2 separate regions of the Homo sapiens genome follow, and region 2 is linked to region 1. The links are chromatin contacts, found by Hi-C or POLR2A ChIA-PET in ENCODE. All regions are on one chromosome and are shown on one strand. Each heading gives the region's core, a stretch centred on a gene start or an enhancer-like site at or near the end of the contact. The rest is flanking DNA. Distances are from core to core; before and after follow the strand shown. Region 1 holds the start of ZNF780A (zinc finger protein 780A). Region 2 holds the start of SUPT5H (SPT5 homolog, DSIF elongation factor subunit).

Region 1 (4,869 bases), core at 1,569-4,068:
TGAATTAAGTCATGAAATATCAGATGGCATACAGGATTTAATTTTGAAATTCTTCAATTTTACTGAGGAATTTCTTCAGCTATGGGAATAGTCTTTTGATGATGCTCCAATTTTTAACTGGATCAATTTGCAATTTGTGTCAGAATGGAGCGCAGTTGAGAAGCCTTATGTTACTGCAGCATCTAAATTTGGCTTAACATTCAAAGGAATCATAAATAGAACCAATATGTTTGCCTTGTAAAGATAATTATCAAAGAAATGTACCCTTCTTAGGGTACAAAAAAGAGATGGCAAAAAAAGAGATGTACCTTGAAGGCAAGATACATTAACTACAAGAATATGAACTGCAATCTAATTTTTCCATATTCAATATTCACAATACTTGTGAGGATATCTTCCATTTCATTGGATATATTCTGAGACTTCTGGTTACCTTAGTATATACAGAGTATATATCTCAGTTTAAAAAGTATGGTGTTCAGAGAAGAGTCATTTGAAGGTAGCTATAATTTTGAGTTTATTAAACATAAAGTCCAACATTGAAGATTGCATAAAATTTTATCAAAATTTAAAAATAATAGACCACATTGAAAGAAAATACTTAAAAAGAATGGTGATATTGGTTAGGAAATCGATTAAAGTATCAGAATATACTTAAATATAATTATTCTCCGCTTTATTCTAATGTTTAGTCAACATAAATAGCTTAAAAATTTTTTTCCTTACTACAAAATTGTTATTTTGCTTTAACGTATATATGTTATTGTTTCACCCTTTAGGATATAACAGAATATTATAATTAATACAGGAATTTTTCAAACATTACATAATTTCAATTACCTTAGTATTCATACCTTTTCGAATTTGTACTACTTTGGACAATATATTATATATTCAGCTATTATTGAGTTCTAATTTAATTCCATTTTTGTCAAAGAATATGCTTTGTATGACTCGAATCCTCTTACATTTATTGAGACTTGTTTTATGGCCCAGAATATGGCCTATACTGGTAAGTATCCCCTGTCCACATAGATGAATTTTACTGTCATTGAGGAGAGTGTTCTCAAATATAAATGAGATCAAGTAAGTTGATATGTAGCTCAAATCTGCTATACCCTGTTGCTTTTCTGTGTTTGTTCTATCAATTACCAAGAGAGATATATTGAAATATCTGACTATAATTGTGGATCTGTCTCCTTTTCGATCTAATAGATTTTTCTTCCCATACTTAGAAGCTTTGCTTTTAGGAGCAAAATTTATGTTTGTTTTTTTCTACTCGATGAGCTATCTCCTTTATCATTATTATGCCCTTCTTTATCTCTGGTAATAGTCTATGTCCGGAGTCTACTTTGTTTTTAATAAAGCCACTCCAGCTTTCTTTTGACTAGTGTTAGGATGGTGTATATTTTTCCATCCTTTTACTCTTAACCTTTTAGTGCTTTTCATTTAACATATTACCTGTAGGTAGCACCCATTTGGGTCTGACTTTTTGTTTATTTATTTATTTAATTATCTTTTTTTATTATACTTTAAGTTCTAGGGTACATGTGCACAAAGTGCAGGTTTGTTACATATGTATACATGTGCCATGTTGGTGTGCTGCACCCATTAACTCGTCATTTACATTAGGTATATCTTCTAATGCTATCCCTTCCCCCTCCCCCGACCCCACTATAGGCCCCGGTGTGTGATGTTCTCCACCCTGTGTCCAAGTGTTCTCATTGTTCAATTCTCACCTATGACTGAGAACATTTGGTGTTTGGTTTTCTGTCCTTGCGATAGTTTGCTCAGAATGATGGTTTCCAGCTTCATCCATGTCCCTACAAACGACATGAACTCATCCTTTTTATGGCTGCATAGTATTCCATGGTGTATATGTGCCACATTTTCTTAATCCAGTCTATCATTGATGCACATTTGGGTCTGACTTTTTAAAAAATCCAATCTGACAATCTTTTTAAATTAAGGTGTTTAGACCATTTACATTTAATGTGATTATTGATATGGTTGAGTTAATCATCTTATTTGTTTTCTGTCACAATTCTGGAATGAAAAGACGTTTTGCTCTTTATTATTACATGTTTCCTCCTTATGTAGCATAGGAAACTAGAAAAATGATTTTGAAAGTTAAATATTGTTAGACTACAACAGTGAAATCAGGCTCTTCCTAGGAAAAGCAAGCCCTTTTTTGCATTTGTTTATACTATTTTAACAAAGTGTTAATTATTCATCCTTCAAGATAAGGCAAGTAATTATCTGTGTATTTTTATCCGTTTCCATGTCGTCCTGAATCACGTTTTTCTCTCCAGATAACAGGAACATTGTCTCGAAGAATCCAGGACATTTGATTCTGAAATCTCCAATGTGAACCACACTTCCTCTCCTAGTATATAACCAACCAATTCTTTAGTTCAAGCTTTTCAAATTTATCCTAAGTCCCCTTCAAATAGCACAGAGAAGTGGAAGCCTATCGCTGGGGTCTGAGACAAAGGAGTTAAAGCACCTACATGTTGACATAATTTTACTTTAAATTCTTCTTTCTTCTTTAAAAGTTCTGCTCATTTGCATTCTCCATGGAGAGAAAAAGTAAATTATACTGACGCTCCGAGAGGGAAACGCTCTTCTCACATGGGGATCCTTGCTCATGGCAACAACCTGTGCACCCCGCGGGCTGGAACTCCCACGAATCCACTAGGCTCGGCTCCCTTAGGGGTCAGCCCCCATAGTATGCTGGGATCAACCTGAACGGATCACAGCTCAAGGCTTCTGAGGCTTTTTCTGTTCGGGACTGTATTTCCCAGCGGCCACCGCGCCAGTCCACTTCCGGTCTCCGGGGTCGACGACATAGCGGGGTAAGGTCTTCACGTCTGAGGAAGAGATCTGTGGCTGCGGGAGATCTCTGCGGATTGGGGCTCCAGCCTGACTGACCCGACAGTGCGGGTGGCCTAGGGGGAGGCGCTCAGAGTAGGAACCCGGGGGTGCAGACGGGATCTGCCGGATCCCCAGGCGTGTGTGTGCGCGGGTATCAGAGGAGGGGGATTGTGAGATCATGAGTGACGGAGGGGACTGTGAGTGTGTGCGTGAGGTTCTATGCACAGGCCCGGGAGGGCGTGTGGACGCAGCGCACTTTGCTGAGTGACACTGTGCCGGTGCCCCTAGGCTCCTGCTGCTTCCTCCCTCTTTCCGCTTCACAGCTGCGGGGACTGCAGCAGAGGAATGGCCCCAGTAGGGAGGTCAGATATTGAGCCGAGAATGAAGCTTTACACAAGAAAGCGCAGAAGTGCCCCCGAGTGTTCCCCAGGGGGGCAGCTACATGTTGAGAACCACAGCGTCCTCAGAGCTCTGTCCCCAGAAACCAGCTCCAAACTGGTTGTACTGGTTGAATCGATTCCTCTTCCTTTTACTTCCTTCCTATTTCGTGTGAAGTGAGGGAAATTGTGGCTATGGAGGGAGGGTGTTTTCAAACTTAGTCTGCGCTCCAAGAAATGCCTGGAGTCTCACGCTTGCCGTATCCTTCTCCAGTCGTATTTTTATCCAAAAGAAGGACCTGGAGGAGGATGAGAGCGTTACTGCTGCACACCTAAAGTCAAGGGTGAGTTTGTGCTTTGTATTTGTTCAAGACATGCGTTTTTGATTTTAGAATATTGAGATTTCCCCTTAAATTTTCAGTGAAACTAGGGGGATATGCAAATTGATTCGTGCCCCCTCCTTCACCTTTCCACTTAATAGTCACAAAACAATTTGGCAAATCGTTCACACCTTCCTGTGCGCTCTCTTTTTCGAAGCTGGTATAGAAATACACCTCCAGTAGTTAATATTAAAGCTCCATTTTAGACCCATATTTGGGAAGGAGGAGATTAGTGTTTAGGTGGAATCACACACTAGACATCAGTTGGTCTTTACAGACCTCCTTTTCAAAACAGGGAAGAATGGAGATGGTTGGATGATCTCCATTGCCTGTGAGGCATTCGGTAGTGGAAAAGTGACCGCACAGAAATTGGTATCAACAAGAGCCAGGATTTTTCCAGGGAGTCCATGAGATGATATTTGTAATACTTGCCAGATCTCTCTGAGGTTTGGCAGCTCCAGTTGTGTTTTAGGCGTGTGTGTGTGAGTGTGTGTGTGTGTGTGTGTGTGTGTACTGTGAGAGGCAGTACACTGTTGTGGTTAAGAATAGGGGAGTGGATCCAGAGTATCTGGGTTGGAATATTGGTTCTGTCATTAGAATGAATTAATATCGTAAAGCCCCTTAGAGCAGTGCTAGGCATATAATAATGTTTAATATGTTTTAACTGTTGTTTTTTGTGTAGTCATTTTAAGTCATTCCCCTTGACTCTCTACAGAACAGGAGCATTGGGAATATGTGATTCATTGCGACTGCTGGTTGTATATTAAGAAAATGAGTGAGGGGCTCAAATGATCTAGGACAGAAATTCTTTCTTTTTAAATCGACAGATATAATTGTATGTATTTATCATGTGCAACATGAAGTTTTATGGTATGTATACATTGTGGAATGACTAAATCTAGCTAATTAACAATGCATTACCTCACATAGTTATCATTTTTGTGGTGAGAACACTTAATATCCACCCTCCTAGCATTTTTCAAGACTACAGAATATTGTTATTAATTGGAGATACCCTGTTGTGTAATAGATCTCCTGAACTTATTTCTCTTATCTTCCTGAAATTTTGTATCCTTTGACCAACATTTCCCCAGTCAACACTGCCCTCCTTCCTCCCTCACCCACATTACCCCAGATCTGTAAATACGATTCTACTCTCCACTTCTATGATATCAACTTTTTTAGATTTGGCTGAAGAGTGAGATCATATGTCTTTCTGTGCTTGGCTTACTTCACTT
Region 2 (4,964 bases), core at 1,690-4,189, 650 kb after region 1:
AGTGCAAACGAGAATGTCCCAGACAGGAAATGGAACTGGGGATCTTGGTCTCATTTCCACCTGACTTTAACCACCAAGCAGTGTCTCCAAGCCATGAATCAGAGACCAAGAATCCAGTGCTACAGCTTAGAGAAAAGGCCCTCCCTGTCACTCTCCCACCACAGCATCCCAATTTCTCCAACTCTTCACTGCAAGCCTGGAAGCCAGGCACTCTCCAAAGGTCACAATAAAGATTGGCAATCAAATGTCCACAGAGGATAAGCAGGCAACATAAGTGACTGGGACAAGTCACCCGAAACACACAGCACTCTCCATCTACCAAACGTTTTCCAGAACACAGCCACATGAAATCTTTTCCTTTTCTTCACTCTGCCACAAGGCAAGCAAGAGGACAAATGGCAACTAACATATCCTGGGAACTGGAGAAAATTCCCAGCTGTATAAGTAGGGCAGCCACTCATCAAGCAAACGGCTGCTCTGCAGAACAACTCTGTGTCCCAGGGTGCCAGCTCCTTCCATTTCCCCAGAAAAAGAAATCTTAATCTTTATGTTAAATCTCCCTCACAAGCATTGGCAACTAATTTAACAGCCAATTTAAGTTTCTGTGCATCAAACAAGGGATCTATAATCACCCTGTCATCTGTTTACTGGTTTGTGATTGCTACCTACTAAATGTCAACTCCAAAAATGCAAAGATTTCCTACCAGACACCTGAGAAGTAAGTGGAACACAGTAGTAGATGCAAACACTGATTTGTTCAACAAACAAATAAAACAAAAATAAGTTTAAAAGGTGGATAATGGGCTTGGTGCAGTGGCTCACGCCTGTAATCCCAGTACTTTGGGAGGCCAAGGAGGGTGGATCACCTGAGGTCAGGAGTTCAAGACCAGCCTGGCCAACACAGTGAAACCCCGTCTCTACTAAAAATACAGAAATTAGCCTGATGTGGTGGTGCATGCCTGTAATCCCAGCTACTCGGGAGGCTGAGGTTGCAGTGGGCTGAGATCATGCCACTGCACTCCAACCTGTGCAACCTAGTGAGATGCTGTCTCAAAAAAAAAAAAAAAAAAGATAATGGCAAATAAAAGAACATTTGAAATCAGAAATGCCCCAGGAAATGTTGGTTTTTTGGTTCCTGGAACAGAGGTACAACAGACCCAAAGCCAGAGTGATCCTTTCAAAACATTAGATCACATCTTCCACTTGCTCAAACTTTTTCGTGGTTTCATTTTACTCAGTTAAGACCAAATTCCTTACCACAGCCTTCAAGATCCTATATGACTTGGCTCTCATAAATTCTTTGTTGCACTCACTCTGATCCAACCAAAGTGGACCCCCTTTTTTTAGGGGGTGGTGGGGAGACAAAGTCTCACTCTGTCACCCAGGCTGCAGTGCAGTGGCACCATCACAGCTCACTAGACCTTCACCTTCTGGCTCAAGCAATCTTCCCACCTCAGCCTCCCAAGTAGCTGGGACTACAGAAGCGTGCCACCAAGCTCAGCTAATATTTTTATAAGACGGAGTCTTGCTCGTCGCCCAGGCTGCAGTGCAGTGGCGCGATCTCAGCTCACCACAGTCTCCACCTCCCTGGTTCAAGCGATTCTCAGCTTCAGCCTCCCGAGTAGCTGGGATTACAGGTGGGCGCCACCATGCCAAGCTAATTTTTTTGTATTTTTAGTAGAAATGGTGTTTCACCATGTTGACCAGGCTGGTCTTGAACTCCTGACCTCAGGTGATCCACTGTCTTGGCCTCCCACAGTGCTGAGATTACAGGTGTGAGCCACCAAGCCCGGCCTCAGCCAATGGTTTTTATATTTTTGTAGAGACAGGGTCCCGTTGTGTTACCGAGATTGCTCTCAAACTTCTGGGCTCAAGTGATCCTCCCAGCTTGGCCTCTCAAATCCTCGTTAATCCCTGAACACGGCGGACACACTCCCATCTCTGCACCTGCTGGTCCCCCTCACTGGAACACTACACTTCCAGCTAACCACGACTCACTCCCTCACCTCCAACAAGTTTTTGCTCAAATGTCACCCCTCAGACTCATGCTGATGACCCTATTTCAAGAGCAACCAGGACTCTCCATTCCCCTTTTCTGTTCTTTTCTCCAGAGTACCTTCCAGCTTACTATATAGTTTATTCCTTGGCTATATTTATTTACATTCCCGAAGGCAGACATTTTTAAAATCTTTTTGTTTACTGGTGTACCCTAAGAGCAAAGAATTGCGCCTGGTACATAGTAGGCACTACAAATATAGTTATGGAATGACTAGACATAACTAAAAAAAAAAACTAATGCTAAGTGCTTACTATATGCACACAGAGTAAACTTTCAAAACATCACCTGTTATCTCACTGGACCTGACCCATTTCTGGCCTCCAGAACCTGTCCCTTTGCTTGACTTCGACTTGCCTAATTCTCTATCTCTTGAGACAATCTGGGAGTTCCCAGAAGCCAGAGCCCGCTGTGAACCCCTCGAGCCTCCCACAGGGGCCTTTCTGCCCGGAGTCCTGTCCCCAGACGCAATGTCTCCCCCAGCGCCCCAGCCACAGACCTCGGCCTCCTCGCCGTCACTGCTGCGCTCGCTGTCCTCCTCCTCGGAAAAGTTGCTGTCCTCGCTGTCCGACATCTTCCGCTGCTGCTGGGAAAGACAGCAGCCTTGGCGCGTCCCACAATCCTGCGCTCCACCCCGAGCCTCAGTTTCCCCGCTGGTTCCCTGGGAGAAGAAAACCCCTTAGGGCGCTTCCGGCAGGCTCGTTTTGGCAATCGCGAAGCGGAGTGAGGACCCCCTCCTACGCCACATGCTAGACCTCCCCAGTTTCCGAATCTGTTCTCTACACCTCCCCGGCGCCCGGAACTGCCACCTCTGCACACGCACTTACCTCTCGGGCTCCACCTCCGCCTTCGGTACCAGCTGCTGTTCGCACGACGCCTGACTGGGGCTGACGGGTCCTCTCGCGAGAACCTACCCGTTGACCTCGCCTAACACGAGATTTCCGGGGCTGGCACGGGCGACGCACTTCCAGGTCGCCATCTTGAGAGAGGCAGGGCTGGCCTGGGCGGAGTGCGGGGCCGACATCTGCGGAGGGTTAGGAGGGGAAAGGTTTTTTCTACCCGCCGGCTCGGCGACCAGGCTGAAACTCATGTTTGAATTTAGTGAGCCGTTTGTTCGTTAGTCCGGAACACTAGCGCGGTAGGCCAAGCTGCGAGGAGGCGGCGAAATCAGCGAATAGCAAATTATAAAAGAAACAAGGCTTTATCTCCTAGGCCCTCTAAAGCATCCCCAGGAGATCCGTATCCCCGTTTTGGAGAGAACGCTGAAGCTCAGAAAAACTCAGTGGAAAGCGGCAGACCCAAGCCTCCTCGCCAAGTCTGAGTGACCGTGAAGCCCTGGTTTTTCCTTCTTTTTCTTTCTTTTTGTACTTTTTTTTTTTTTTTGGTAGAGTCGGGCTGTTGCCCGGCCTGGTCTCAAACTCCTCTAACTCAAACTAAAAAGCCATCCTCCGGCCTCGTCCTGCCAAAGTGCTGAGATCACAGGCATAACCTGCCGCGCCCGGCCCAAGTCCCTATTTTTCTTTCCAGGCTTCCTAAGTTCATTTAAAGGCGAATTTATCTATTAGTAATGACGGCTGACGAGTGATGGCAGAGTGGACAGGTGTAATGGAGAGATGAAAAATGAACCTTCGCCTGTAATCCCAGCGCTTTGGGAGGCTGAGGCGGGAGGATCACCTGAGGCCAGGTATTTGAGACTAGCATGGGCAACAAATTGAGACCCCATGTATCCAATTTTTGTGTTTTTTTTAATGTGGTGTGGTGGCGTGTGCCTGTGGTCCCTGCTACTCCAAAGGCTAAGGTGGGAGGATCACTTGAACCCATGTTGAGGCTTCAGTGAGCTATGATTGCACCACTGCACTCCAGACTGGGTAATAGAGACCCTGTCTCTAAAAAAAAAAAAAAAAAAAAATTAAAACTTAAATTTTTAAAAATTGAAAAATTAACCTGATAGGGGAAATTTTAAAAATCAGAAGTCTATGTCAGTCGCGGTGGCTCATGCCTGTAATCCCAACACATTGGGAGGCCGGGGCGGGCAGATTGCCTGAGGTCAGGAGTTCGAAACCAGTCTGGCCAACATGGTGAAACCCCGTCTCTACTAAAAATACAAAAAAATTAGCCGGGCGTGGTGGCATGTGCCTGTGATTCTAGCTACTCGGGAGGCTGAGGCAGGAGAATGGCGTGAACCCAGGAGGCGGAGCTTGCAGTGAGCCGAGATCGCGCCACTGCACTCCAGCCTGGGCGAGAGTGAGACTCAGTCTCAAAAAAAAAAAAAAAAAAAAGAAGCCTCAGGACACATTGGTAAAATTTCTCACATAAGTATGACACACCTGGGCCGGGCGCGGTGGCTCACGTCTGTAATCCCAGCACTTTGGGAGGCCGAGGCGGGTGGATCACGAGGTCAGGAGACCGAGACCATCCTGGCTAACACGGTGAAACCCCATCTCTACTAAAAATACAAAAAAAAATTAGCTGGGCGTGGTGGCGGGCGCCTGTAGTCCCAGCTACACGTAAGGCTGAGGCAGGAGAATGGCGTGAACCCGGGAGGCCGAGCTTGCAGTGAGCCGAGATCGTGCTACTGCACTCCAGCCTGGGCAACAGAGCTAGACTCCATCTCAAAAAAAGAAAGGATTCTCCACCGGGCGCGGTGGCTCACGCCTGTAATCCCAGCACTTTGGGAGGCCAAGGCAGGCGGATCACCTGAGGTCAGGAGTTCAAGACCAGCCTGGCCAACATGGTAAAACCCTGTCTCTACTAAAAAATACAAAAATTAGCCAGGTGGCGTAGTGGCGCACACCCGTAATCCCAGCTACTCGGGAGGCTGTGGCAGGAGAATCTCTTGAACTTGAGAGGTGGAGGTTGCTGTGACAAAAGAGCAAGACTCCGTCTCAAAAAAAAAAACAACAAGAAA

The links. Hi-C counts contacts between places; a loop is a spot of excess contacts on that map. ChIA-PET counts read pairs that join two places held with the same protein, here RNA polymerase II (POLR2A). Pooled maps may share reads with other maps.
Region 2: a pooled map shows a loop between it and region 1 (6-fold over the local background). The contact joins the promoter of SUPT5H here to the promoter of ZNF780A in region 1. A Hi-C loop is called at or near these places in 6 of 50 pooled maps. POLR2A ChIA-PET finds 5 or more read pairs at or near these places in 3 of 52 experiments (HEK293, HEK293T and Panc1).

What each region holds. Positions count from the first base shown.
Region 1 is chr19:40,088,892-40,093,760 of GRCh38, reverse strand. ZNF780A (zinc finger protein 780A) reads left to right here and starts at 2,818. Exons shown (of 6, transcript NM_001142578.2): 1 at 2,818-2,855; 2 at 3,526-3,595. RefSeq lists a silencer at 2,667-2,996 and an enhancer at 2,544-3,085.
Region 2 is chr19:39,443,557-39,448,520 of GRCh38, reverse strand. It overlaps SUPT5H (SPT5 homolog, DSIF elongation factor subunit), which reads right to left and starts at 2,939. Exons shown (of 30, transcript NM_001111020.3): 1 at 2,884-2,939; 2 at 2,556-2,717. The coding sequence starts at 2,630. RefSeq lists enhancers at 2,510-2,729, 2,102-2,898, 2,870-3,139, 2,899-3,696.